Linked DNA regions of Homo sapiens: region 2 is linked to region 1. A link is an interaction called in ENCODE POLR2A ChIA-PET data of the cell type or tissue named here. Cell type or tissue: IMR-90. All regions are shown on one strand. Links, peaks and the distances in the headings refer to the core of each region. The heading gives the core; the rest is flanking DNA. Region 1 overlaps POPDC2 (popeye domain cAMP effector 2). Region 2 overlaps CFAP91 (cilia and flagella associated protein 91).

Region 1 (11,882 bases), core at 715-5,714:
ACTGGGCAGCTGGTGTCCCAGAGGACTCCATGGGGCATTCACATACATGCTCCAATGCAGGTTCCTGGCTGCCTGGCCCCTACTCTTCTTATCTCTGCCAATCCCTCAGGCTTTGGTCACTTTCTTTGTAGCTCTCACTTATTGAATGGCTAGCATGTGGCAGGCACTACGTATCATATTGCCTCATTGATTCTCATAACAACTCTATGGGTTGAATATGATTATTACTCCATTTAACAACTGAGGAAACTAAGGCCCAAAAACATCAAGTAATTTGCCCAGGGTCTTCAGCTAGAAAGTGACAAAGCCAAGTTGCCTGGATCTACCATTTCTGTTCTTTATTAAAATGGGAAGGTCACCAGAAGAGTAGAGTTTACACACACACATACACACACACACATGCACACGCATGCACACACGCGCACACACACTCACTCACCCTTTTAAGGACTCCCCTGCCTGGATAGTTTGCTGGACCTGGAAACACTGGATTCCATGTGTCTCCTACTACTTTTATCAGGGAGTCCCTCAAGCCAACATATGAGCCAACCCCGGAACAGACACACACCGGGCAGTGCTACCTGGCAGGGCCTGCTTCTGCCCCCACCCTGACACTTGGCTCTGTGATGATGGAGCCTGAGAGGCAGTCCTGATCCCACTGCCAGGGTCACCAGCCACAGATCCACTTCCATCATGTTCCTACCCTGACCTCCGTCCACACACCCTCCCTAACTAGTCCAGAAACCTTCTTCAGGAACTCTCTCAGGCACATGAGAACCTCCAGGAGGGCTCAGTCAGGACCTGAGCCAGCTGGACCAGGCCTCTTTCTGACACTGACACGGAGGAACAGGTGGTGGGTAAGCCGGGTGTCCTCCCCTAAGTTACGCTCAAGAGGAAGGGCTGTAACCTCACATGGCCTCTCAGCCTGGAATGTAGGTATGGTCATGTTCCTCCCATTTATATTTTTAGCGTGTACCTCCTTTGGGAGTAATGAGAGCCACACATTTGCTATTGGCTGTGTAAAGTCCCATTTCCTCTTTGCAAATGTCAAGTGTTATCTTAAGTTAGAGTTCATCCTGTCCTTGCCTTTTGCAATTACATAGTCTTTGTTGACTGAGAGCAATCCACAGTGACAGCCTAAATTATAATTCACATTGTACCTAATATAAATCAATCAGCATTCCAGCACACCTCTCGACAATTCAATTAAGTCAGAATTCATTGTGTGTTCGGCACTGTGACACTCATTAGTCACCAAGAACACAGCACAGGAGGGATCACACAGAAATCATCACTGTTTTTCTAATTTGCATCCTATCTTACTGGACCTAAGTCCTATTTACATAGGTTATCTCATTTAATTCATTCAACCAACATCTGAGATGAGTATTAAAAAAAAAGCTAAATACTTGTCAAAACGTTACAACAGATATGTCTATATATATGGGAGAACCAATCAAGAAGCAGATTTCAGGAGGACCTTTGGGGAAGGATTTTATACAGGACATGAGAAAGCAACATTAGAGGCTGGGCGCGGTGGCTCACACCTATAACCCCAGCACTTTGGGAGGCCGAGGCAGTTGGATTATGAGGTCAGGAGTTTGAGACCAGCCTGGCCAACATGGTGAAACCCCATCTCTATTAGAAAATACAAAAATTAGCCAGGGTGGTGGCAGGTGCCTATAATCCCAGCTACTCGGGAGGCTGAGGAAGGATAATTGCTTGAACCCGGGAGGTGGACATTGCAGTGAGCTGAGATCACACCGCTGTACTCCAGCCTGGGTGACAGAGCAAGACTTCGTCTCAGGGGGGCGGTGGGGTGGGGGAAGAAAGTGACATTAGGTTGTTTTGCAATATACAAGATTGGCTGTCTTCCCTTGATTCATTTATTCACTTCAATAATATTTATTGAAAACTTAGTATATACCAGGCACTGTTAAAAGGATTTGAAATATATCAGTGAACAGAACAGATGAAGGTCCCTCCCCTCATGCAATTTACATTCTAATGGGGGAGACAAAAAGCCATAGGCATAATGAATAAGTAAATTATATAATTTGTTAGAGGATAATCACTGCTAGTTTAAAAAAAAAAACCTAGAGTAGTGCAAGGGAGAAATGGTGGCAATTTTAAATAGGGTGGTCATGGAAATCCTTGTTAAGCAGATAACATTTGAGCAAAAACCTGAGAGAGATGACAGGTGAGGTCTGTGAATATCTGGGAAAAGCATATCAGACAGAGGAAAGAGCCAGTGCAAAGGCCCTGAGGTGGGGCCAGTGTGTTTGATGCACAGAAAGGAGGACAGTGGACCTGGAATGGAGAGAGGAAGGGGAGGGAATAGCAGGAGAGAAAGTTGGAGAGGTGACGAGGTAGCAAGATCATGTAGGGCCATAGCATATATTGTCTAGATACAGCCAAAAGGATTTTCTAAAGGGTTGGATATAGTATGTGAGAGAAAGAGAAGATCAAGGAAGACTCTAAGGCTTTTGGCCTGAGCAACTGGACAGGTGGTGCTGCTGTCAACTGAGACAAAGAAAGCTGCAGGTAGAGCTGCTTTCGGGGGACTAGGAAGTTCAGTGTTTGATGTTAGGTTTGCATCATCTGTGGACATTTGAATGGAGATGCTGCATAGGCAACTGGATATTTAAGTCTGAAATTCAGGAATGAGATCTGGGCCTGAGACATAAATTTGGGAGTTGGTTGTATGCAGATGATATTTAAAGCCATTGGATAGGATGAGCTCACCAAGTGAGTGAGTGTGGATGGAAGAGGGAATGGTTCAAGAGCGGAGCCCTGGGATACTTTAGTGGTGAGGAGTTGGAGAGGAAAGGAGGAAGCAGCAAAGGAGCTTGAAAAGGAACAATCATGAGATTGGGCAAGGAGTGTATGGCATCCTGGGAACCAAGTGAAGAAGATATATCAAAGAGGAAGGGGAAATTGATGGATGCCATGAAAACTGACCATCAGACTCAGCAGCTTAGAGGTCATTGGTGACCTTAACAGGAACAGTCTTTGTGGACTGCTAGGGACAAAGTCTTATTGGTTTAAGAGAGTGAGAAGAGAGGAATTGGAGACAGTTAAGTATAAACAGGTTTTTTTTTCTTCATGAGTTTTGCTAAAAAGGGAAGCAAATTAGTGGAGTGATAGCTAGCCAGGGAAGTGAATTCGAGAAAAAGAATTTTTATTTGTAAAATTTTGTTTTATTTTAAGATGGAAGAAGTACAGCATATTTCTAAGAAGGTTCACAGTCTTTGTGTTTGGCTTTAAGACATTATTTACATTCGGCGTAGTTCTTGCTCAAACACATGTGCTTCATATTTGGTACTCTGATTTCTTGTTTGGGAATTGTTCATAAGTACATCTAAGGTACAGGCCATGGCAGATGTGACAACTACTTGCTGAACTATTAGTAATGGACAGATTGTATTATTTTCAGAATTCTTTCTCATGAGGCAAGAGAGATTAAGTAATTTATCTGACATCATACAACTGATAGAGGTAAAGCTGAAACATGAAACCACTTCTGGCCTCGATAACGTAGTTTAGGTCCTGATTGCAGTGCTAGCAATTAGTGGAGAAAAGTTGAGAGGAGGAAATGAATAAAGGACGTGGGGGAGGGGTATAGCAGAAAGGAAAGAAGAGAAGAGGAGGGTAATGGGAGATCCAGTAGGCAATACAGGAATGAAAAGGATTATATATAATCTCTAATAAAGAATGTTTGGAAAGCTACCCTACTTTAAATTTGACAATTCATATAAAGTGCTTAACACAACGCCTGGCACCTCTTGACAAATATTAGCTGCTAACATCATTATCATCATCATTTCCACTGTCTCCATCCACAAAAATATATCATGAACTCTGCCAGCCCAAAGTATTAGGGTCAATTAGATTATTAAAAATTGTGTGATTCTGCACCCTTTTCCTGCACTGTCCTAAGCATGTTTCCATTTTAACCCCAGCTTTACCACTTATCATTATTTTAACAAGGATTTATCAAACACCTGCTGCATGCTAGGCACACGTTATTGCTTATTTCCCATGCAAGCGTAATTTAGCTTTGCATCATGGGCACATAGTGAGTACTCAGAAATTCCTAGATGAATAAACAAATGGAGAATGGGGTGCCCTTTGATTTTCTACCCTTTAGAGTTTGTCTTCCGCTATGCCCTTTTTCTGATTTCAGTCATCAGATCCTTTTGGTTACTTGAAATGGCCAAGTTACGAGCAATTTCGTAACTTGCTCGTATCCCAACCTGAATCCCAGGCTTGGGATCCTGATGTAGCTTGGCATACCTCATCAGAAGCTTTTTCTCAAACTCAACTTTCCAACTCTTTTTATGTCCCTACCCCAATATCTTACCCTTCCTCATTCTTAAAATGAATAGTTGTCAGCATTTCAACCACTCTTCAGAGCACAAGAAGGCCCCTTCTTTCTCTATCTTAAAATCATAAGACTCAGAACTTTCTGCAGTCATTAGTGGCATTAGCCACGGAACCACAGAATTACAGTTGAGGAAAGTGGATGTGGAAACTGAGGCTTCAGGAGGTGATGGGTGAGTGAGTGAATGGCTGATCCCAGGGCTCCTGACACAGGACCCCCCCATATCAGTGCACACAAGTGAAAGTCATCCACTAGACCTCCTCCAGGCAAGGCCATAGAGGGGTACTCCCACACAGCTTCTTCAGTAAAAGTACAGCTGTTTGCCAAGTGACTGAATGATCTCTGTGCTCAGCATGGACAAATTTTCTAGTTTAAACTTTTATTGTCTGCTTCTGACCCCTCTCAGGTCACTCTGACTGCTGAGACCTCATGTAGCTACATTTCCTGGCCCCGGAAAAGTCTCCATCTTCTTCTGACCAAAGAGCGATACATCTCCTGCCTCTTCTCGGCTCTGCTGGGATATGACATCTCAGAGAAGCTCTACACTCTCAATGACAAGCTCTTTGCTAAGTTTGGGCTGCGCTTTGACATCCGCCTTCCCAGCCTCTACCATGTCCTGGGTCCCACTGCTGCAGATGCTGGACCAGAGTCCGAGAAGGGTGATGAGGAAGTCTGTGAGCCAGCTGTGTCCCCTCCTCAGGCCACACCCACCTCTCTCCAGCAAACACCCCCTTGTTCTACCCCTCCAGCTACCACCAACTTTCCTGCACCTCCTACCCGGGCCAGGTTGTCCAGGCCAGACAGTGGCATACTGGGTGAGGACTCCACCAGTCTGGTGCTGGAGGATTTTGAGGAGGTGTCAGGATCAGAATCGTTTATGGATTATAGGAGTGATGGGGAGTACATGAGGTGAAGGGAGAACTAACATGGGCACAGCCACCGGCTCAGGATCCTATGTAAGTACTCAGAAGGCAGCCGCTGCACATTCCTGTCAATGGCTGGCCTTAACTCAGCTTGTTAGGGCAAAAAAAATCATTCGTGGAACATTTCCTCTTAGAGGACTCACAGAAAGTGGCATTAACCCAACTTTGAAGATAGCAACTCACTCCGGGTGCATGCAAGGCATGAAGGGATTTTAAAAACTCATTCGTTATTAACTTGATTGCATTTTAGAAAGTGGGCTGGTTGATACGTTGAGCAGGAAGGTAGATTGCTGTTTTTTTGCAAGTTTATTCTAATAGCTGAGGCCACAGCTGGGGCTTAAGGGGCTTTTATTTGTGGCATGCATTTTAAAAGAAAAAGAATGTGGCAGGGTTCTAATTCTGATTGCTTGTCTTTCCTGATACAGAGCCCGTCCTGGAAAGCAGTTGTTATTTAGCCTAGACTGGGCAGGCATCTCTGTTAAAACTGCATATTTTAAAGAGGATTGTGATTATGAGCTAATAGCTCGGGGAGGAAAATGTCCTCATCTTGCTTTCCTCTCACCCAGTGGAGAATGTGTTTGTTGATCACACAGACAGAGGACTAGATACTGCTATGATTAAATGTTACTATGATCAGATAGGTATATGGCAGCCTGGCTTTCCCCAGTCACCCACACCTGTGGGAGGTAGGATGTGCATAAATCCTGGAGGGCCTAACAGTGCGTGCAGGATTTCCCTCACAGAATTTCCCTCCCAGAGAGTCTACAAGAAAGGCTGTGCCCAGTGGTTCTGGGAAATTGCTCTCATGTTTCCCTGGCTGCCCTCATAATACTGTGATGTTTTTCTCTGTAACTCCACCCAACCATGATGTAGGCCTGAATTTCCTGAGGAAAATCCCATTGTTCCCAATTTGGAAGGCGCCTCCCATGGTTCTTCAGAAAGCACCAATAAATTACCTGAGAAACTAGCCCAGTGAGGAAGGCCTCCAGAGTACATGAAATGAATGAGTGAATGTTTGTCTATTTTGAAAAACAGGTTATATAAATGATGAAAGAGGCCATAGAGATGACTGATGAAAGGTTAGAGATTTAGTTTTGTAGATATGGAATTTACAATCTCCTGTGTTACCAGCATCCTTAGAACCATAGTTCAGCTCATTCTGAGGTAATTCCAAGGATCAATCTAACACCCCAGATCACTTTGTTGAGTTCCCCGAAGTGTGCATTGACAACTCTGATCACTCCTTTCCCTCTGTGCAGCTGTTCGCCTTCCTACTCGTTCATCCTGCATCCACGCATGCTCCTTATGTCCTATGGATCCCTCTTGGTCCAACTTGCCCATCCACCTATACACTCTCTCTTCGACTCACAGCAGCTCTCTGTTTTCTCATGTTGTTCTTCCTGGTTTTCTTCTCTTTTCTTGGTTCTATTTTTCTCTTCTTTCTTCTCCAATTTCTTCTCAGTCCTTGATTGCCTCAGTTTGATGTTCTGTTCTTTTTTCCTTTTCTTTCTTGAGACAGGGTCTCACTCTGTCACTCAGGATGGAGTGCAGTGGCATGATGTCGGCTCACTGCAATCTCTACCTCCAAAAGCTCAAGCGATCCTCCCATCCCAGCCTCCCAAGTAACAGGGATTACAGGCACATGTCGCTGTGCCTGGATAATGTTTAATTTTTAAATTTTTTTGTAGAGACAAACTCTCCCCATGTTGCCCAGGTTGTTCTCGAACTCCTGGGCTCAAATAATCCTCCTGCCTTGGTCTCCCGAAGTGTTAGGATTACAGGCATGAGCCACCATGCCTGGCCAGTTTGCTGCTCTTAAGTGTCCATTTTCTATGTCTTCTCAGTTCATTTCTCCCTCTTCACTTGTCTCTTGTTTTCTTCCATTTTATTGTTCATATATTTATCTCTCCTATTACCTCCTTTTTTCTTTTTCCCACCTTTTTTGCCTTGCTGTATCTATTCTTCCTCCTAAACACCCTGTACCCCCATCTTATTAGTTTTTAATCCTAACTCTTCCAAAGATCAGTACTTTTCCCTCTGCCTATAAAGAAAACCATTCAAGTGAAGGTGTAAAATCCCCAGCTTTAGGAATGTTTTCCAAACATCAGGAGGCAGGCAGCATGGTAAATGAGAAAGAGGCCAGGACTGGGAGTCCAAAGTCCTGGCTTCTATGTCTGGCTTTGCTACTAATCAAATATGTGACTTTTTGCAAACCATACCTCACTAAACCTTACTTTCTTCATTTGAGCGTGTTGGACCAGCTGTCCCCAGGAACCCCCTTGGATTGATCTGAGAAGGCAAGGATAAGTTTTTCAAAGGAAGAAAAGAGGAGTAGTCAGTCCGCAGTACAGTAGACACAAGCCCCAGGACATCTGAGTGTCTTTCAGCAAGAACTCTCTGTGATATTTCACTACAATTTCTCTGGCACCTTGGGACTCTCCTCAGCCCTTGTGGTGGTGGGTCTTGTTTAACTAGCAGTTCCCTCCATTCTATGCCTGTGAAGAATCTATCACCTACCATGTGATTACAGTGCAGATTTTTTTTTCCTTTTCCTTTTCTTTTTCTTTCTTTTTTTTTTTTTTTTTGTTTGAGACGGAGTCTCGCTTTGTCACCCAGGCTGCAGCGCAGTGGCGCGATCTCGGCTCACTGCAAGCTCCGCCTCCCGGGTTCACCGCCATTCTCCTGCCTCAGCCTCCCGAGTAGCTGGGACTATAGGCGCCCGCCACCGTGCCTGGCTAATTTTTTCTATTTTTAGTAGAGACAGGGTTTCACCGTGTTAGCCAGGATGGTCTCCATCTCCTGACGTGGTGATCCGCCCGCCTCGGGCTCCCAAAGTGCTGGGATTACGGGCGTGAGCCACTGCGCCCGGCCTACAGTGCGGATATTTTATGAGAGAGGAGATCACAACTCAGTCCCCAAGCCCTCAACCCTTAATACATACTATCGTATGAAATGCCTCTTTCCAAATTCAGCCTTTTCTAAAACTCAAGATGAGAAAACTGCTGATGAGGCTCACTTTCTAAAATACCGGAATTTGCAATATAGGGAGAATAGTTTTTCATGTTTCTTTGTTTAAGCAATAGAGAGAAAGGAAACTTATGTCGTTTACTTTTCAGGCCATAGAGGTTTTCAGAACAACTTGAAAACATGATCAAATTAGCCAAACTTCTGATAGTTTTCAATGTAGTCTGTGATCATGGGATAATTTAGCCTCAGTTCTTTTTCTGAAATTGTGTTTTGAATGTTTGATTTGACTTATTTACCATCAAACTTGCTATAAGGTTATTACTCTAATGAATAAGCATATTCCCTTAATTGGGAGCAATTTACTATTATTTCTTTCATAAAGTAGGGCACCATTCACCATCTATTTCCTGGCTCTTTAGTTATCAAAATGTTAAGCTCATTGCTATTCATCCCGGCACAGCACTTATATGAGAGGCATGAAGCTGGCTGAATTCTGCATCATTAGGAATGACACAGCCTCATCACATTGACACCAGTGCTTGTCTCTCACACCAATCCAAATTAAGACCAACTGAAAATAGTCAGAGTTTCCTCTGGAGCTCCTTTTTGAAGAGACATATGTTTTTTAGTCTGGTGGTACCCAAAATTGAACAAAAAATGGGTGCTGCTTCTCTTAATAGGCAAAACTATGCTGCAGGATAATGTATTCATGCAGGGTCTTCCAGCCAGACCCCAAATCATCCCTCCCTTCACTAGAATTTTTCTGTTTAATTCGATGGCCACTCTCCACAGGGATCCATTCTGTGTCTTATTACAGGAGATGCTCAATGAATGAGGGACTTATCTTCTAGAAATGCAGCTCCGAGGTAGTCTGTTGAGTGAAATAATGAATCCATTATCACAAAATAAATTGAAAGCTGTCTGACATTTGGACAATTTTTATTTTGTTTCACATTGTTCTGAAAACTATACTGTTTCTTTTCTCCCTATTATTTAAATAAGCAAATGATGAACAGATTACAAAATTGAGGACACTCGAGGTAAGGGAAGGAGCCCCTCGACAGGAGGATCAGGACATAGTACCAAGGGCAAGAGAAACGATTCAATAAACACTATTTACTATATATTTTAGGCATGGTTCTAGGTAATCACATGATAAGTAGTTGAAAGAACTGAAAATGTTTTATCTGCAAGAAAAGGGCAAGTGTAATATCTTCAAATTTTAGAAAGAATGTAAATTAGAATTTGACTTAATTTGGTGTAGTTCTTGTGGGCAGAAATTGAATTGAATAGGCTGAAAGTTATAAGAAGGATTTTAGCTCAGTATTGATACTGGATTGCTCATGGGTGGTGAGAGTTACTCATCACTGGAAGAGTTCAAGCAGGGGCCATAAGAAATCTCAGGGATTTTATAAGGTGATTCATGCTCTGGGAAAAGGATGCCTTGGATTATTGTGTCAGGGTAACTTCTAACTCTAGGATTCTGTGTTTCTAAGATCTGGACTCTAGTCTTGCCACTCACCTGCCATCAAGAACATGTTCCTCATCTGCAGGACAGGACCAAGATGGCTCTGTCTACCTTACCGGGTTGCTGTGAGGCGTGATTGTGATAAAATACATAAAGGCAGTTTTTAAGCTCTGAAGCACTAGTTAAATGTGTAGCGTATTTTAAGATTCTGTTGTATGTACAATTGTTTAGCAGTCTCTCTCTCTTTCTTTCTCTTTCTTTTATCAGAGATAGATGATTTTCCCTCTTATTTCCACCAGTTTGGCTTTTCAGGGAAGGTGGCAGCTGGCAGAATCCCCTGACAACAAAAGGTACAGCAAAAAGTGGAGGCCTAAAGAAAACATGTGCTAGCTCTTTAGCCCCTGAATAGCTAAGTCACATGTCAGCCTGCTCTCCTTCATCTGTTTGGGAGGAGGCAGATTAGAGTCACACTGTCATCATGCTCTTCCCCTCAGAAGCAGCTGTAAGGTTTTTGGTAGCTGTCAGTGCTAGCAAACAGTGCTTTTCTCACAGAACTACTGGAAAGAGTCCTGGCTCGGAAAACTTGCTCTTGAAAGTGGCACGGCCAGAGCAGGGGTCTCTAGAGGGTCGTGCCACCTCTACCTGCCACAGGTTCCATTGTCGGTCAGGTAAGTTAGAGGCAGCAGTTCCCCACCTGCCCTCTGGATAACAGCAGCCTGGGGCTGCTCCTGAGTCATGTTTCCACTTCTGTCTTACAGGCCTCATTTTCCTACCCATCTTTCTGTAAAAATGAAAGTCAGGAGTCTTATGAAACTTACCATTATTCAATACAGGCTTTTGGTTTTTTTCTTTAAATTAGATAGGGTTAGGTAAGAAGTAGAGTTCTATAGAACGTTCATAGGAAGCAACAAAAGTTGATCTCTTGGTCTCTACAATAGGAGAGGATTGGGCTAGATACCTTCAAAGCTGACTTGCCCTAATATTCTAGTATGAAATGATTCGAAGGTACACCTGCCCCTATCATGTCAGGCAGTGAGTACAGTTAAAACATTGGGAATTGGTAAAGGAAAGAAAAAAACTGAAAAGAACCCTTTGAAGTTAGACAAACTGTCCAGAGACATAGTGCTAAAATCCTCCCTCTTTTTCTTTCCACAGCTTCTAGAATTCCTCTCCAGAGCTACTCTCAAGTTATATCCAGGGGACAGGCCCCTTTGGCTCCAACCCACACGCCTGAACTTTAAGGATCATTGGACTATCTTCTCTGTGGCCAGCGCAGCTCTCTTCTGTGTTCACAGAATGGCCACTGATAGGCATGCCTCTTTTCCCACCCACTGGAAGGCTCACAGGCAAGGTGAGAGAGGACACAGAAGGTGCCAACACTGTCGCTACAGTAAGGACCTGAAGTGACTTTGAGAAATTCACCCTCACAAACCTTCCTTCAGGAGCAGGCATTGGTAGTGCAGAGGCACAGATTCCGTCCTTTACCAGCTGCAGAATCTTGGGCAAGTTACATAGCCTCTGTGAGCCTCATCGGTAAACAGTGGGGGTTATGAAACCCACCTCACAGGGTTGTTGTGAGGATCCAATGAGTTGATTTAGGTAAGCACCTAGCACATGCCGTGGCACCAAGTAAGCACTCAATAAATCACTCAACTCCTTTCCCTATGTTGTTTCTTTGCATTGTCTGAAAGGATCAATGGAGTCAAAGATCCAGCTTTTCACTGGTGGTTATTTTTTATTTTTCAATTAAGATTCAAATTTATGGAAGTGGAAATTTAAAAACCTCGTTTTCCCTTAGGCTGTGACATTCAACTTACAAATCTCTTTTTCTGTTGATGAACCTAGTATTAAACAATAGTTTTTAGAGGGACTTTTACAAACTTAGTTAATTAGATTTTCTTAAACATCTTAAAGTAGATTTATAAATGTAATATATTCTATTTTCCTTTTTCTTTAAATACTTCAACATATATTTCAGTTATCTATTGCTGTGTAATATCAATCCCTAAAATAGTGACTTAAAATTGTCCTAATAATATGTGGTGCTCATGAGTGCGGGACCTGACTGGGCTCAGCTAGGCGGTTCTCACTCAGGGTTTCTCATGTTGTTTCAGTCAGATAGTGGCTCAGTCTAGAATCA
Region 2 (15,124 bases), core at 10,125-15,124, 55 kb before region 1:
CACTTCCTAAGTCCTTTTCAGACTGCTCCATTTTCTGTTTACTCAGAAATTTATTCTTCCATTTCCTTTATTTGTTGTGGGTCACTCCTGGTGTCTCTGTTCCTTGTGTGCTTTGGGGTTCTTGGGTGGAGACCAGCTGCAGGTTTCTCTCATAAGCACCCTGGTCAATAAGCAGCCTTGACCTGCGAGTGGCTACTACCTAAATTCATTCTTAGAACCCTGCTCATCACCACAAGGTGAGGAGTCCAAGGCCTCATGCCCACCTGGAGCTATTTCCAGGTGGTCCTGGAAATCCTTCTACAAATGGCCCCGAGCCTGCTTCCAAAGGTTCCATGGGCCTCTTCACAGGATTCAGATTCCTGAGAGCATACTATATGCTGCTGTTTCTTCACCCTGAAGCCCAAGGTGGGGCCAAATGGCAGCTGTTCGTAGGGATGTGTGAACATTGAGAAGAAGAGCTGGGGTAATCACGGGCATGCATGACAGGCCCCTCAGATGTAGAGCAGAGCCAGGGTGGGGAGAGAAAAGGGCAGGCCACAGCAGGCTCTCACCTCGCTGCTGCATTACAGTATGGAATCCCAGGAGTCTAAGAATTCCAATTTAAACTTGTCCTTTTAACTTGTTATAAAGATGTTTGTGAAAAAAAAAAAAAAAAAAACCAACGTATTTTACTTAACAGATATTAGCTTGATTTATAATTTTAAAATATCTATACATATGGTAGGTGGGCCTCCCTTAGAGTCCTGGGTCCCACAAATGGTAGGAGTAGGCCTGTCTCATAGAGGCTTTTATTGACACTTTAACTTCAGTTCTGCTATGACAGTGTACCAGATTAGGTTGTTTTTTTTGTTTGTTTTTTGCCTAATGAAGCATTTCTGAGCCTCTGCCTGGCTCTTGTCCTTCTGCAGTTTAACGCCAAGTCCTTATCACACCAAGAGGTAAAGTCCAAGGCCACAGGCAGGAATGCCTGACTCTGCTCTGTCTATAATCTTTATTGGGCAGGCACCAGGCTTCAGTTGCACCAGTGTGCAGGAGAAGGGCGCTGGCCCCTCACCTTCAGGCAGGTGACTTGGACCTGGTTCCCTGCCATGCACAGCTCCTACTCACCACCAAAGGTTCCCAGCTACTTCTTTCTTAGGAAAAAGTCTCCATTTCTACATTACGAATATTTTCTTTCTTGCTTTTAAGTGTGTCTACATGTTTATTAATTTTTTCCTGTAATTTTTATGCATTCAGAGCAGAAAGGGAAGGTTTCAGCATATTTTTAATTTGCCATCTAGGCCTGAAAGTAGAGCCTCTGCTTTAAAGTACGGGTGTTGGGCCAGGTGCGGTAGCTCAAGCCTGTAATCCCAGCACTTTGGGAGGCTGAGGTGGGCAGATCACGAGGTCAGGGGATCGAGACCATCCTGGCTAACACGGTGAAACCCCACCTCTACTAAAAATACAATAAAAAAATTAGCCAGGTGTGGTGGCATGCACCTGTACTCCCAGCTACTCGGGAGACTGAGGCAGGAGAATCACTTGAACCCAGGAGGCGGAGGTTGCAGTGAGCCAAGATCGCACCACTGCACTCCAGCCTGGGCGACAGAGTAAGACTCCGTCTCAAAAAAAAGTATGGGTGTTGATAATGCTTAATCTGGATTCATAAAGTGGGCCAGGAAACAAGAATCAAAACTAGAGCCCAGATATGAACATCTTCTTTGTCTGGGACGCAGACTTGATCACAGCTATCTGTTACAATGCGGGGGAAAGTAATCTCATTTAAAAATCATTACCATGAACCAACTATCTCTATGTCCTTGGAGGAATTAGTTAACCTCTCTGGTTCTCAGTTTCCCAGCTATTAATACAACTAAGTGAGTTACATAAGCTAATTTCTAATAATTTCTAAAGGTAGTCTCACTTATTAATTTTATAGGTTCACATAATATAGGCCTAGGCCAGATTTTATTACATTCTAAGAGTTAATTTCTGAGCCTGAAAGATATTTAGCATTTCAGAGATAATGTCAAGTCATCCAAATCATCTAATAAAGTATATAAGGGAGGATTGGTAAATTAAGATATTTTGGCAAATTAAGATAATATGACATACATAGGAATGTGCATTCAGTATTTTACACTCAAAGCTTATGTTTAAAGAAGTATGATTGCTCAATGAAAAGGAAGTGGTTCACTAGGAGAGAGAAATGAGAGGACATAGGTGAGTAGTCAGCAAAGCAACTGCAATATTAAGCTGAAATTCAGCTTCACAGATAGAGTACGATAAAACTACTCACAATAAAAAGATAGTATCTTTATTTGACCAGAAGTATCAGAAAAATTATGAGTCTATGAAGTTGCTGTACTAAGACACTTTATATAGCAACACTGTAAACCACAATTGCCTGTACATGGGCCATTTGAACAGCATGCGTGGTTATCAGCATCGTCATCTGCCAATAGTCAGGAGATTTACCAACTCACCCCAAGTAAGCGTAGCCAGGGTCAAGAGCTCAGGGATTGAGTCCTGACATACTACATATTCTGCAGAGTATGGATCTGTTTGAACGTCAGCATCCCGATAATCAGTCTGAGTGCCCACAGTAGACTTTGAAGGGATGGATAGGTGCTTAGTAGAAGTAGGAGGAAAAGTGTATGGTTCTGCCCTAAAAGAGAAAAATCAGTTTAAAAATTGAAACCTGTTATGGTCACTTAAAATATTATATAATCAAGTAGAAACAAATCTTCGAAGCTTTGTCAAGTCCATTCCTCTTTTAAATGTTGACAGGTACAAAATCATGAATCCATTATAACCAGGATTATGCGCACAAATCTTGAGAGAATTGCCTTGTTATTCTCACCTCTGCCAGGAAACTAAGTGGGTCAAAGTACCATGGTTGACCCACAGAAGTGCCTATTTATATGTGTGTCACTGGGCAAGGTTGTAGAACAGAGCTATTCTAGAATGCTGTACAGCACTTCTGAACCTGTTCAGCATTACTACATTCTCTGGTTTCTTTCTTCTTTGTTTCAGTTCCATACCACTCTCTGTTTCCCTCCAGAAATATGGGAGCAGAGAAAAGAGAAGAGATGGTTTCTGCTGAAAGAAAGAGAGAGAAAAAGGAAGGAAGGGAGGAACCAAGGCAGGCAGGCAGGCAGACAGGCTCTATCTGGATAAATGATTCAATAATTAATGCTGGGATCACTTTGTTATTAACATGTGGGAAAGTTAGCTTGTCTCTTGCAGAAAAATTAATTCCAGATCTTTAAAAAAATTAATGTAAAAATGAGACTATAAAAGTACTAACAGGAAACATAAGTCAATATTTATATCATCTTTGAGTGAAGGTCTTTTTAAGCCGGGCTTAAAAGCCAGAAACCATAAAAGGAGATGATCAATAGAATTGAGGGTAAGTTTCAACTTCTATGCCTCAAAATATCACAAACAAATTTAAAAGGTGAATGGCAAACTTAGAAAAAGGTTTTGGAACATATATGATAAAAAGTTTAAATAGCCTTTCTATATAAAAAGCCCTTGTAAATCAATTAGGCAGTTAAATACCCCATGGAAAAATGAGTAAAGGAGAATTCACAAAACAAAAAGTAAAACTTCTAACAAACATATGAGAAGATAATGAAAATAACTAGTAATCAAAGAAAAGTAAAACAGCAAGATACTATTTTATGCTATTTTATCACATAAGCAAAGATTTAAAAGACTGAAAGTACCTAGCATTGATTATGTTGTGAAGAAACAGGCCTTCTCATAAACTGTTGATGGAAATACAAATAGGTACACCAAATTGACAAGTTAAAATACGCTTTGCTCCAGCGTTTCTTTCTTTTTTTTTTTTTTTTTTTTGAGACGGAGTCTCGCTCTGTCGCCCAGGTTAGAGTGCAGTAGCGCGATCTCGGCTCACTGCAAGCTCCGCCTCCTGGGTTCAGGCCATTCTCCTGCCTCAGCCTTCCGAGTAGCTGGGACTACAGGTGCCCGCCACCACGCCCGGCTAATTTTTTTTTTGTATTTTTAGTAGAGACGGGGTTTCGCCATGTTAGCCAGGATGGTCCCGATCTCCTGACCTCGTGATCCGCCCGTCTCTGCCTCCCAAAGTGCTGGGATTACAGGCGTGAGCCACCGCGCCCGGCTGCTCCAGCATTTCTACTCCTAGGAATTTATTCTAGGAAATAACTGGACAGGTATTCAAAGATATATATGCAAACATGTTCATAAAGTCTCATTTCTAAGAGTGAAAAATTAGAAACTTAAATGATCACATCAATACGAGAATTGTTTAAAAAAATATGAAACAGCCATAATGGAATTTATGCAGCTATTCAAAATAATAATGTAATCTATACCTGTGAGCATTCAAAAATATCCATGATTCATTGTAAAGAAGAAAAAAATGACACTATTAAATGGTATGTATAGTAGGATTCCATTTTTACATTTTAAAACTGTGTTTTTATGCATACAAAAATACCTAGATGTATATACAATAAATTAATAGTAATTATTTCTAGATGGTAAAATTATACAGATAATTTTTTTCATCTTTATACTTTTCTGAATCTTCTTTTTTAACATGTACATGCATTGCCTCTAGAATAAGAAAAAAACCAATATAGCCACTTTGACTTAAGGCATTTTTTTCAAGTTGGTGAAAGCATTGATTAAATTACATAAATAACTAAAGATGAAGGCAAAAACAAAGAGATATTTCCATTTTGAAAAACAGAGGCAATGGTAAGAGCTTATATACGAGCACAGCAAATACATACACCAAAGATGTTTAAAAAAAAAAAAAAGGGCGAGGTACAGTGGCTTATGCCTGTAATCCCAGCACTTTGGGAGGCCAAGGCAGGCGGATCATGAGGTCAGGAGTTCGAGACCAGCCTGGCCAACATGTGAAACTCCCTCTCTACTAAAGATACAAAAAATTAGCTGGGTGTGGTGGCACGTACCTGTAATCCCAGCTACTTGGGAGGCTGAGGAAGGAGAATCACTTGAACCCTGGAGGTGGAGGTTGCAGCGAGCCGAGATCACGCCACTGCACTCCAGCCTGAGTGATGGAGCAAGACTCCATCTCAAAAAATAAATAAATAAATAAATAAATAAATAAATAAATAAATAAATAAATAAAAATAAAATAAAAATTTTTTAAAAAAGCATTTCAAGCCAGTTAGAAAGAAATACCTGTTTGGAAGTTCAACCTGTGCTGGAGCAAGTACTTTAAATAGTTGTTTTTTTTTTTTGTCTTGTTTTGTTTTTTGAGATGGAGTCTCACTCTGCCACCCAGGCTTGAGGACAGTGGCGTGATCTCAGCTCACTGCAACATCCACCTCCCGGGTTCAAGTGATTGTCCTGACTCAGCCTCCCAAGTAGCTGGGATTACAGGTGCCCACCACCTCACCCAGCTAATTTTTGTATTTTTAGTAGAGTCAGAGTCTCATCATGTTGGCCAGGCTGGTCTCAGACTCCTGACCTCAAGTTATCCTCCTGCCTCGGCCTTCCAAAGTGCTGAGATTACAGGTCTGAGCCACCGCACACGGGCTTTAGTTTGTAATGCTGAACTGTAACTGCTATTGAAGTCACTTTCCAATAGTTGCTATAAATTTCTAACATGTAGATAATATATGGCTTCTTATGTTTTCAGTAGAAATTATTCTACTATAAAATTCTAGTTGAATAAATAACTTCAAATCAGCTTTGTCATCCGAAGTCACATGAAGTTTTATTATATTACTGCACCATTATCTTGAATCAAGAGAATAAATTATTTTTTCTCAAATTAAATAATTACACATTTGAACCATGTGATCAAATGTGCTTAGTTTATAATAAGGCCTAATGAACTCCTCTGATGAAGGTTTCTGGCTTCGTATCTTTCCAGGTGGGTCAGGGAATAGAATGTAAAAGAGGAAAGCTACTTTGAACTCTTTCAGTAACTTAATACATGGTTTCTTAACTAACTTCTTAATTTCTCCAACCTATTTTTTCCCCATTTCTGTTGGCTTTAGGGGAGAGTAAAATATGAGTAACAAAGAGCAATGATCCCTTTCCCACCTCCTCCCCAACCTCAAACAGGACCCAAACTCAGAAAGGTCCCACATCTGCTCCATGCTGGCCTGACCCCTGCTGTGTCCTGGCTCCTGCCCTCAGGCTCACCTGCTCTGGCTTTAGTACTCTTATGGCAGCCAGGGCTGCTCTATGTGTTCTATCCAGGCCCTTTCCTCCTCCACCACTGCCCAGGCACCAGGAGCATGCACTGTCTGCCATACCTACAGTCTTCTAGATTTTCTCTCCCAGCCCCAACAGAGCTGTACAGAGAGGGGCTTCACAAACCTAGCAAATCCTGTTCTACTATGAACTTCATTGAATGTTTTAAAAGTATTAACTTTTTATTCTCTTTGAAAAGGTGCTTATGTAGAATCCAAAGGAAAGACTCCAACAGCTAGCCATGAAAAGGGTGTGGCTGGAGAAGGCCAGCTGGTCCCAAGACAATTCCATCCCTGATAACACAAGGTGGCATTATACTCACTGCTCAGAAACTCAAACATACTGGAATTCCAGAATTGACCTCACTCAGGAATACTGATTCATTCTTTAAAAAGTTCTAAGACAGATAGAGAGTAGCTACAATGTCAAATGTCATGGTTTAACTCTTGGATGGAATCTTTATCCCTTGTGTCACGGTTATTTAGGGAGGAGTTGGGGAGGTCATGGTGTTCATCACTGCAGGCCTCTGAACTCCCTAGAATTAGTTAACAACTTTTAGACTGAGGCAGTTATGACCTCCAAAGCAGGTAATTCAGTGAGCCTGATTTTAAAGAATTACCAGAAGGCTCTTTAGGGATCTACATAGCTCATAGCTCCCCTTTTGCTCATACAAAACATTTCATAGAATATAAGTCTACAGCTATTTCTGGATAAACTGGTACCCCAAGAAGTTGCTCTGTCTAGGGAGAGCAGGGAATCTGTACTCCATCTCTATAAAGAGCCAAAGCCATCCACACAGTCTTAAAAAAATGTCAAGGGTGAAGTAGAGTCATAACTAGCATTTATCTTGAGGATTACAGACATTTAATAACACATGTCCTGTTCATATGATGATATATATTATTAGGAATAACTATATTCTTTAAATGCACCCTTGAAAACCTAGTCCTGAATAAATTTGTATTCAGAAATATGAGACCTTAAAAAAGGTTTCTATTCCTGATAATTTCATGAATACCTTAGACTTTTTTCTCTTACAGAAATATTAAATTATATTAACAGAGGAAAGAGTGTAGCAAAAATTAGATTTTTAAAGGAATACTCTACCAGTCTGCTGTCTTGTCCTGAAACTAGAGACAAGAAATACACATTTGTCTCAGATTCAGCCCTTGTCCCTTACCTCCCTCTTACCTTGGTTCACTCCGTTGTGGGGCAGAAACCATGTTTTATTTATCTTTGTATACCACATTATCTGTGTAGATTAGATGGTTATTAAGTTATAAAATTCTAGCATTCAAAAAATATTACATGACTGATTTGTTTATTTAATGAAATGTTGAAGAACTGTCATCAAATAAGTGTTTCAGAGAAGCAAAAGAAGATATTTAAAGCACTTTTCAACTTTTTTAAACTACAACTGCTACAATTTGAATATGTGTCTGTGTCTTCTCCAAAATTCATGTTTAAACTTAGTCCCCATTGTCGTGGTATTAAGAGGTAAGGCTTTTAGGGGAAGTGATTAAGTCACGAGGACTCCACCCTCATCAATGGATTAGTGCCTTATAAAAGGATTACAGAGAACTAGCATAGGTCCTTTTTGGCCTTCCACCTTCCTCCACGTGAGGACACAGCATTTGCTTCTTCTGCCATGTGAAGACACAGCAAGAAGGCCCTCACCGACACTGACTGCCCATTGGACTGCCTTGCTTCTTGGACTGCCCAGCCTTCAGAACTTCAAGAAATAAATTTATTTTATTTATATCACCCAATCTGTTAATTTGTTATAGCAGCACAAATGGACAACTAACAGTAAGAAATACATTTTATATCATAATCCATCATATACATATAAACATATGCATATATTTTTCTGAAACAAAAGTTATAAACAAAAACCAACTTACCCTCCATATACTTGATGCTTTGGTTATTTTCTATTCTGTTTCATGTTTTAAAATGCTGCTCATGACACACTAGAAGATTTCATACCCTTCTAATGTTTTGTGATCCACAATTTGAAAAATAGTGATTTAGTGAACTATCTTCTAAGAAAAAATATGGAAGCAAACAATAAATAAACTGAAAAAGAGTTTTCAAATAATGGTTACTTACTTGGATACGGCATAAACAACATTGAATGGCATCTGCTGAAAAAATGGGAGAAAAGGCCTGGGAGGAAAAAGAAAACATAAATGTGTGGGACTTTTGCAATGAATGCACTCTAAGCTCTCTTCCAGCTCTAATATTTGTCCCTTAAAAATCAGTGAGCTTAAATATCCCATATATCAGTGTTACTCAAACTTCTGGACATAAAAAATCACTGCAGGGTGGGGAGGTTCTTGTCTAAAATGCAGATTCCCAGGTCTGGCCCATGAGATTCAGTACATATAGGGTAGAGCCAATGAATGTGCATTCTTAATAAACACTCCAGTATTTTCTCTTCAGATGGGAAACAAGTCACACTTGAAGAAGCCACACTTTAAGCCCTGTACTTGGGCTTCAGCTGGCCATTAGTTCCCAACAACTTCTCAAGTTCCTGAGACATTCTGGAATTCACAGTGATTTAATATGAAGCCTCCCCCTAAAAGTTAAGAATTGTACAGTTAACTGTACAGAATTGTATAGTTAACAGTTAAGAATTTAACATTTCTCTGGAAAAGTCAGTATCACAAAATTTCCATAAGGAGGTTGCTCATAAATAATAATGTGGATTAGAAATTTACTTTCTCAAGGAAGCTTATACAGATGTGGTATCAAGACTATTTTTTCTAACTCCAGTAGGATATATAAGGAAATCCCCATCTAATTTTAATTTGATTTGAGTATATGGTTATTACATAAGCATAAATCACAAATGAAATAAAATGAACCTTTTGGCCTTGTTGGTTTAGGCAAGATTCATACAAAGAGAACAAATGTTATCCCTTTGAACACAAGTTTCCCCTTCACTATGACTTCATGGTATCTCCAACTGTGTGTCGTTCATTTGATGACTTCATTTCAAATATTTTCAAATACATATTCTTAGTTGCAATCAGTATCTCTAAAGTCAGGCAGGCTTAGTTGGAACCCCAGATCTACCCCTTGCTAGCTTATATGACCTTGAGCAATCTATTTATCATCTCTCGGTCTCAGCTTCATTACTGGTAAAACAGGGATCATATATATCTTAGCCTACATTCCTGTTTTAACGATTAGATCATATGCATGTAAAGCACTTAAAATAGAGTCTGGCACGTTGTATGCACTGAAAAATGATAACTATTATTATTATCATAAAGAGGTTCTCTAATAATATTAGGGCTCAAATATTCATTAGTAATTATGTTCTACCTTTCAAAGTATTTATAGCGATTCTTTCCAGTAACTTCAGGATCTTCATAAACTTCTTTAGGCATCTGAAAAGAAGCGTCAGTTCTAAAATGAAGCAAGAAAACATTATTCAAGTCTAAAATATTTCCACATATAATTTCTATTTAATATTTCTATGTGTATAGAGTAGGACCTACACAGAGTATCTCATACTGAGAGTAAAGTCTTCCATAACCTGCATTTGACTGCCATACAACTTAGAGTATATATGATTCTTCCCCTGAGCCAGGAGACCAGAACCTAGTCAGACAGAGCAAGAGCTGAGAAAAGAGTGGATTTATGAAATCCCACATACAAAAATGCCCAATTTTAATTAAAAGCACACAAGAATAGCAAAATATTAAAAGACAATTTTTTTTTTTTTTTTTTTTGAGACAGAGTCTCGCTCTGTCACCCAGGCTGGAGTGCAGTGGTGCAATCTCCACCTCCTGGGTTCATGCCATTCTCCTGCCTCAGCCTCCCAAGTAGCTGGGACTACAGGCACCTGCCACCACACCCGGCTAACTTTTTGTATTTTTAGTAGAGACGGGGTTTCACCGTGTTAGCCAGGATGGTCTCAATCTCCTGACCTCATGATCCGCCTGCCTCGGCCTCCCAAAGTGCTGGGATTACAGGCGTGAGCCACTGTGCCTGGCCAAAAGACACTTTTTCTATGTCCAGGTTAAAAGGCTTTATAATTTTTAATTTACTAAATGTGAACTTGTAAGTAATTAAAAGAATAAAGAATTCGACTTATTCTTGAAGGTGCTTTGGCCCCAAGTTCCCAAAAAATATTTTAGATACTAGCAGAACAGAGCACTTTCAGTTGCTAAGTTGGATCCAAGCAACAACAAACTCAATCATCCCTACCTTTGGTGGCAAGTTGTCATTATATATATGACAAAATTATATATATATATATATCTCATATATACAATATATAATCAGGTTTGTTTGGTCAAAAGAGGTTTAGAAAGAAAATTTGGCCTAGGTATAACACCACAACTGAACATTTTAAAACCACACATGGTAAATGAATTTAAAGAAATGCTTTTAATGCATTTATTTTAGGCCCTGGAGCCACCCGACACTTACGTGGTGAGCTGCCGGAGGGCTTCTCTGTGTTTCTCCTTATGTCCCTTCCATTCCCGACTGATAAATGGTGGGACAGGATCTGACTTGCTCCAATATAGAGAATATCTTGGATAATGGATCAGGTTACTGAACATGGTTTTAAACCTGGGAACTTTTCTCTAATGTTAGAGAAGGGAGGCAAAGGACAAAATTATACCATCAGCTTTTCTAAAGCATTTTAATTACATTGTAAACTCTTTTTAAAAACATACAAAACAATGTATACAGCATAAGAAGAGGGGTTATTGCTGTATGCGTAAAATATCTTTAAATACATGCCCAAGAAACTGATGACAATGGCTGTTTATGTGGAGGGGGTAGGGGATAGGGCTAGAATTTACTTCACACTGTATATGCTTTTATACTACTTGAATTCTTTTAACATGGGCATATATTATTAAATTTATCCCATTGAAATAAATTAGCTTATGGGTTCTCTGTTCATTATTGGTGACTTAATCCTCACAATGAGCCACACGTATTAAGATGCTTTGCCCTCCAGTAATCTTGGCAAGGTAATTTCTGTGGAACCTAAAATCCAGTGAAGATTTGGTGATTAGTCAATCTGATCAATGCAGTCAGGCAAACTAGATGGTTCAGGTTCATCAGGTAGCCTTGGCTGATGAATTAGACATACCAGTCTGCTGCGAATCAGGGTAGCTTGGATATTTGCCTGTGTATGGTCTTTCTCACTTGACACAATAAACAATGGATCTGCAAAATAAACAATCAAGTAGCATAACAGATAGAACATATCTACCCCTAGGCTGAGAATAATGGCAAAGTAATGTAATCTCTTAATTGGAAAACAAATTTAAAAGTTTAAATATTGTCTGACTCTGCAGCAGCTCATGCTCTGTTGTGCATGTGGCCCTGTTACTCTACCACTTCTACCAGCAACAGTTGTCAAGATGTTTTTCTTTTCTGAGTATTCCAAGTCAGCTTACGGAAGTGGAATTCATAAAGAAAGTCTAGCATGTTTTCAAGTACTACACCCTGAACACACTTTCTTCTCTCCTATGAACAAAACTCCTTTTGAGCCTGGGTAACCCAAAAAATTCTTCAAGGGAAAGACCTTGTATATACGCACTATGCCAATTTGCAAGTGAAAGAAGCAATACATTTATACCATCTCCCATATTTGGTGCACTAGAAAGATGCAAACCACATGATATCTCAGAATTGGTGAACACGGTTAAAAAAAAAATCAGCTATCTTCAGAATTCACCCCTTAAGTTTGTAAGTTTGCTGATGATGGAACTGTTATTTTTACAAAGTTCAACAAAATATTGCCCTGCTATTATAAGTATCTGTTTATCAGGTATATCTTTAAAGTGATGAAGAATATTCATGATTGACTATACTGTACCACCCTTTAAAATCAACTGATTTGCCATTAAATTAACAAGCAGCCTTTGGATACACTTGATTTCCCAAGTAGACTTGTCTCTGGGGAGGCAAATACCCTGACCAGCTAGTCTAGATAACATGGTAACACATATTTCTCCATAGAAATTAATAATTTGGGAATTGTGATTTAGAAACAAGTCTCTTTTGAATTTGGATAATGTGTGTCAATTCCTAAAACCTAATAATTCATTAGTAACCCAACAAATACGATTTACTGAATGCAGACATTGGATATTCCCACCAAGGCTGAAAAGCTGCAAGAGGCTCAGGCTCTTTTTGCTCCTTCATTCAACACATGTTTATTGACTGGCTACTCTATCTAGGTGCTTAGAATACATCAACAAAACGACAAAAATCTTTGACTTCATGAGAGAGAGACAACAAACAACAAACATAATAAACTAGCAAATTACACATTAGAATTTGAGGGTTGTTATTTTTAAAAAAGAAGAAATCGGGTAAGGAAGATTGGGTTGCAATTTTAACTAGGGTGGTCGGGGCAGGCCCTTGAGAAGGTGGCATGTAAGGAGACTTGAAGGTGAGGGAGTTAGCTAGTTAGATATCTGAAGAACATTCTAGGATGGGAGCATGCCTGATACATCTGAAGAACAGCAAAGTCCCTAGGATGGGAACATGCCTGATACGTCTGAAGAATAGCAAAGAAACCAGGACAAATGAGGCAGAATGAAGGAGGGGAAAGAGAGTAGATAAGAGGCCAGAGAAGTAACTAGGGAACTAATCACATAGGGCTTCATAAGGAAGGGTAAAAGAACCTGGAAAGGTGTTCATCTTTGCACCACCACAGTTCTGTCAAGGTGGAAACCTGGCCCAAGGCCAGTCAATTCATTGGCCAGCCAACAACCAATCTTAAATTTCTAACTTAAATTTTCAGCTACAATACACAAAGACGCTATACAATTGGTGGTGAGCTTTAGGGCTAATTAGTCAAGAAGCACGCCACCCTAGTCCCTATCATAGTAAGAGAAATCCATACACAAGAGGCTTTCTGTCAGATGGAAGGAAGCAAGCATAGAGATGTGTTGCTTAATGATGGGGATACGTTCTTAGAAACGGGTTATGAGGTGAGCTTATCGTTGTGTAAATATCAGAGGGTACTTAACATAAACCTAGCTGGTATAGCCTACTCCACACCTAGGCTATATAGTATAGCCTATTGCTCCTAGGCTACAAACCCATACAGCATGTTATTGTACTGAATACTGTAGACAGTTGTAACACAATGGTATTTGTATATCTAAACACAGAAAAAGTGATGCATTGGGCTACAATGTTATGACAGCTACAATGTCACGAAGTAATTGGAGTTTTTCAACTTCATTATAATCTTATGGGACCATCCTTATACATGTAGTCCACTGTTGACCGAAATATCATTACTTGGGGCTTGATTATACATAGAAAGAAGGCTAGAGTTGCCAGATAAAATACAGGATGCCCAGTTAAATTTAAATTCAGATACACAATGAATAATTTTTTAGTATAAATGTGTTCCAAAATATTGCACAGGACAAAAATTTATACTAAAATATTATTCATTATCTGAAATTCAAGCTTAACGGTGCCTCTTGTATTTTTATTTGCTAAATGTGGCAACCCTAACAAGGTGAAAGGTCATAAGGTCAAAGAAAGAAAGCAGGAGAGCACAGCATCTTAGTTCTGATTTTCCCCATCCAGGTTCTCATCCGCCCTGGCTATACTTCGCTTCCTGTCCATGACTAGCGGCGAGATTGTTTTATAACAATCCAAACTTTTATTTGATCTACTCTGAGTGAATTTCTGTTCTTAGCAAGGGACATGGAAACATTTAGCAATTCCTCTGCAAAAGAGACACTTCGGCATCAAAGAAACAACCAGCTTAATAAATACTTTGGGGAGATGTTTGTCCTCCTTCTCAAATTACCCGTGAAAAAAAAACATGGTGATGTGTTTACAGGAGCTAACTTGATTTATTTCACAAAACCAAGAGTAAATACAGAAAAACACTGGCCAGAATATGTCAGCAATCATTACACAGCCTCTATCTAGGAATGTGTACCCTAGATTCCCACACAAAGGAGACTGGGATTCCCAGAGGCAACACCACATTGCTGAAAGCAATGCAAGGTTCAGGTGAAAAACCTGGGATTGCAGAGGGCAAAATTGGAAAAAATCATGCTTATAGCTGGTTACAGTTCTTGCCACGGCAAATTCAATAAACATTTATTTATTGAAGCGCCTAGTATATGTATCAGCACTAGAATAGGTGCTCAGAAGGCTACAAAAATGTGTAGAACAGGAACTTAAGGAACTCAAGGAGCGTGGAGAGAGAGAAAACATAAAATGGACAACCAAGCCGTTAAAATAAACTGGGGTTTTATTGGCCCAAGAGGAGCCAGCGGACCCAGTCTATAAGCAATGCTTTGACGCAGAAGTTAAAAAAAACAAACAACAACAACAACAAAAAACCTAAAAACAAGCATGGGATAAACTGGCACTTCTTTTCGCCCAACTTGGATTTGCCCAGAGAGTTGGAGAGAAAAGATCATTTTTGTAGGGCATTTTATGCAGGAACGTTGAGTGAATCTCCGAGTGTACAAATCGTTGCACACTTTCTGGGTACCAAAACGCCCGGAACAGGTTTCAGGAAAATCGCCCCCCGAAGCGGAGCGCACCCGCGCCTTTCGATGTACCCGAACCCCCGACCCCAACCTGAGTGCGGCCACCTGGAGGGCTCGGAGCTGCCCCCACCCGACCAAGGACAACCGTGGGCAAGAGGTCAGTCCAGAGGGTCGTGTTTCGTTCGCCATGCCCCTGGCCAGGTCCCACCATCTGGGAGCCCACCTGGCCTAGGAGGCGACGGACGCGGAGGAAGGTCTGCGGCGGTCCTTACCGTACAGAAAATCATACGCTCGATTGGAGGAGATGTGGCTCCCAGCCCGCGACCTCTCCCGGTACCGAGTTTGAGACACCTGCGGCTGGGCCTGGGGCTCCTCGATGGTTACTGCGTGGCTCATGGTGCCGCCTCTTT

Evidence for each region. ChIA-PET counts read pairs that join two places held together with the same protein. Peaks named below come from ENCODE experiments on the same cell type or tissue, not always from the same donor. Only the 100,000 strongest peaks of a DNase experiment are listed, where the experiment ranks them.
Region 2: POLR2A ChIA-PET joins it to region 1 with 10 read pairs; 6 of 35 experiments call an interaction of 5 or more read pairs at or near these places.

What each region holds. Positions count from the first base shown.
Region 1 is chr3:119,641,577-119,653,458 of GRCh38, reverse strand. POPDC2 (popeye domain cAMP effector 2) reads left to right here. Exons shown (of 4, transcript NM_001369919.2): 3 at 4,791-5,340; 4 at 10,898-11,403. The coding sequence ends at 5,297. Among named protein-coding and RNA genes, the nearest start is that of POPDC2, 13 kb to the left of the region's middle. In IMR-90, for the core only: no CTCF peak of the experiment used is centred there; a DNase peak (open chromatin) is centred at 3,438.
Region 2 is chr3:119,703,085-119,718,208 of GRCh38, reverse strand. CFAP91 (cilia and flagella associated protein 91) reads right to left here. Exons shown (of 18, transcript NM_033364.4): 1 at 14,987-15,124; 2 at 11,324-11,400; 3 at 10,648-10,805; 4 at 9,535-9,618; 5 at 8,314-8,370; 6 at 2,466-2,647. The coding sequence starts at 15,110. Among named protein-coding and RNA genes, the nearest start is that of CFAP91, 7.6 kb to the right of the region's middle. RefSeq lists enhancers at 14,869-14,928, 14,979-15,028, 15,022-15,124. In IMR-90, for the core only: no CTCF peak of the experiment used is centred there; no DNase peak of the experiment used is centred there; H3K4me3 peaks cover 222 bases; H3K27me3 peaks cover 1,752 bases.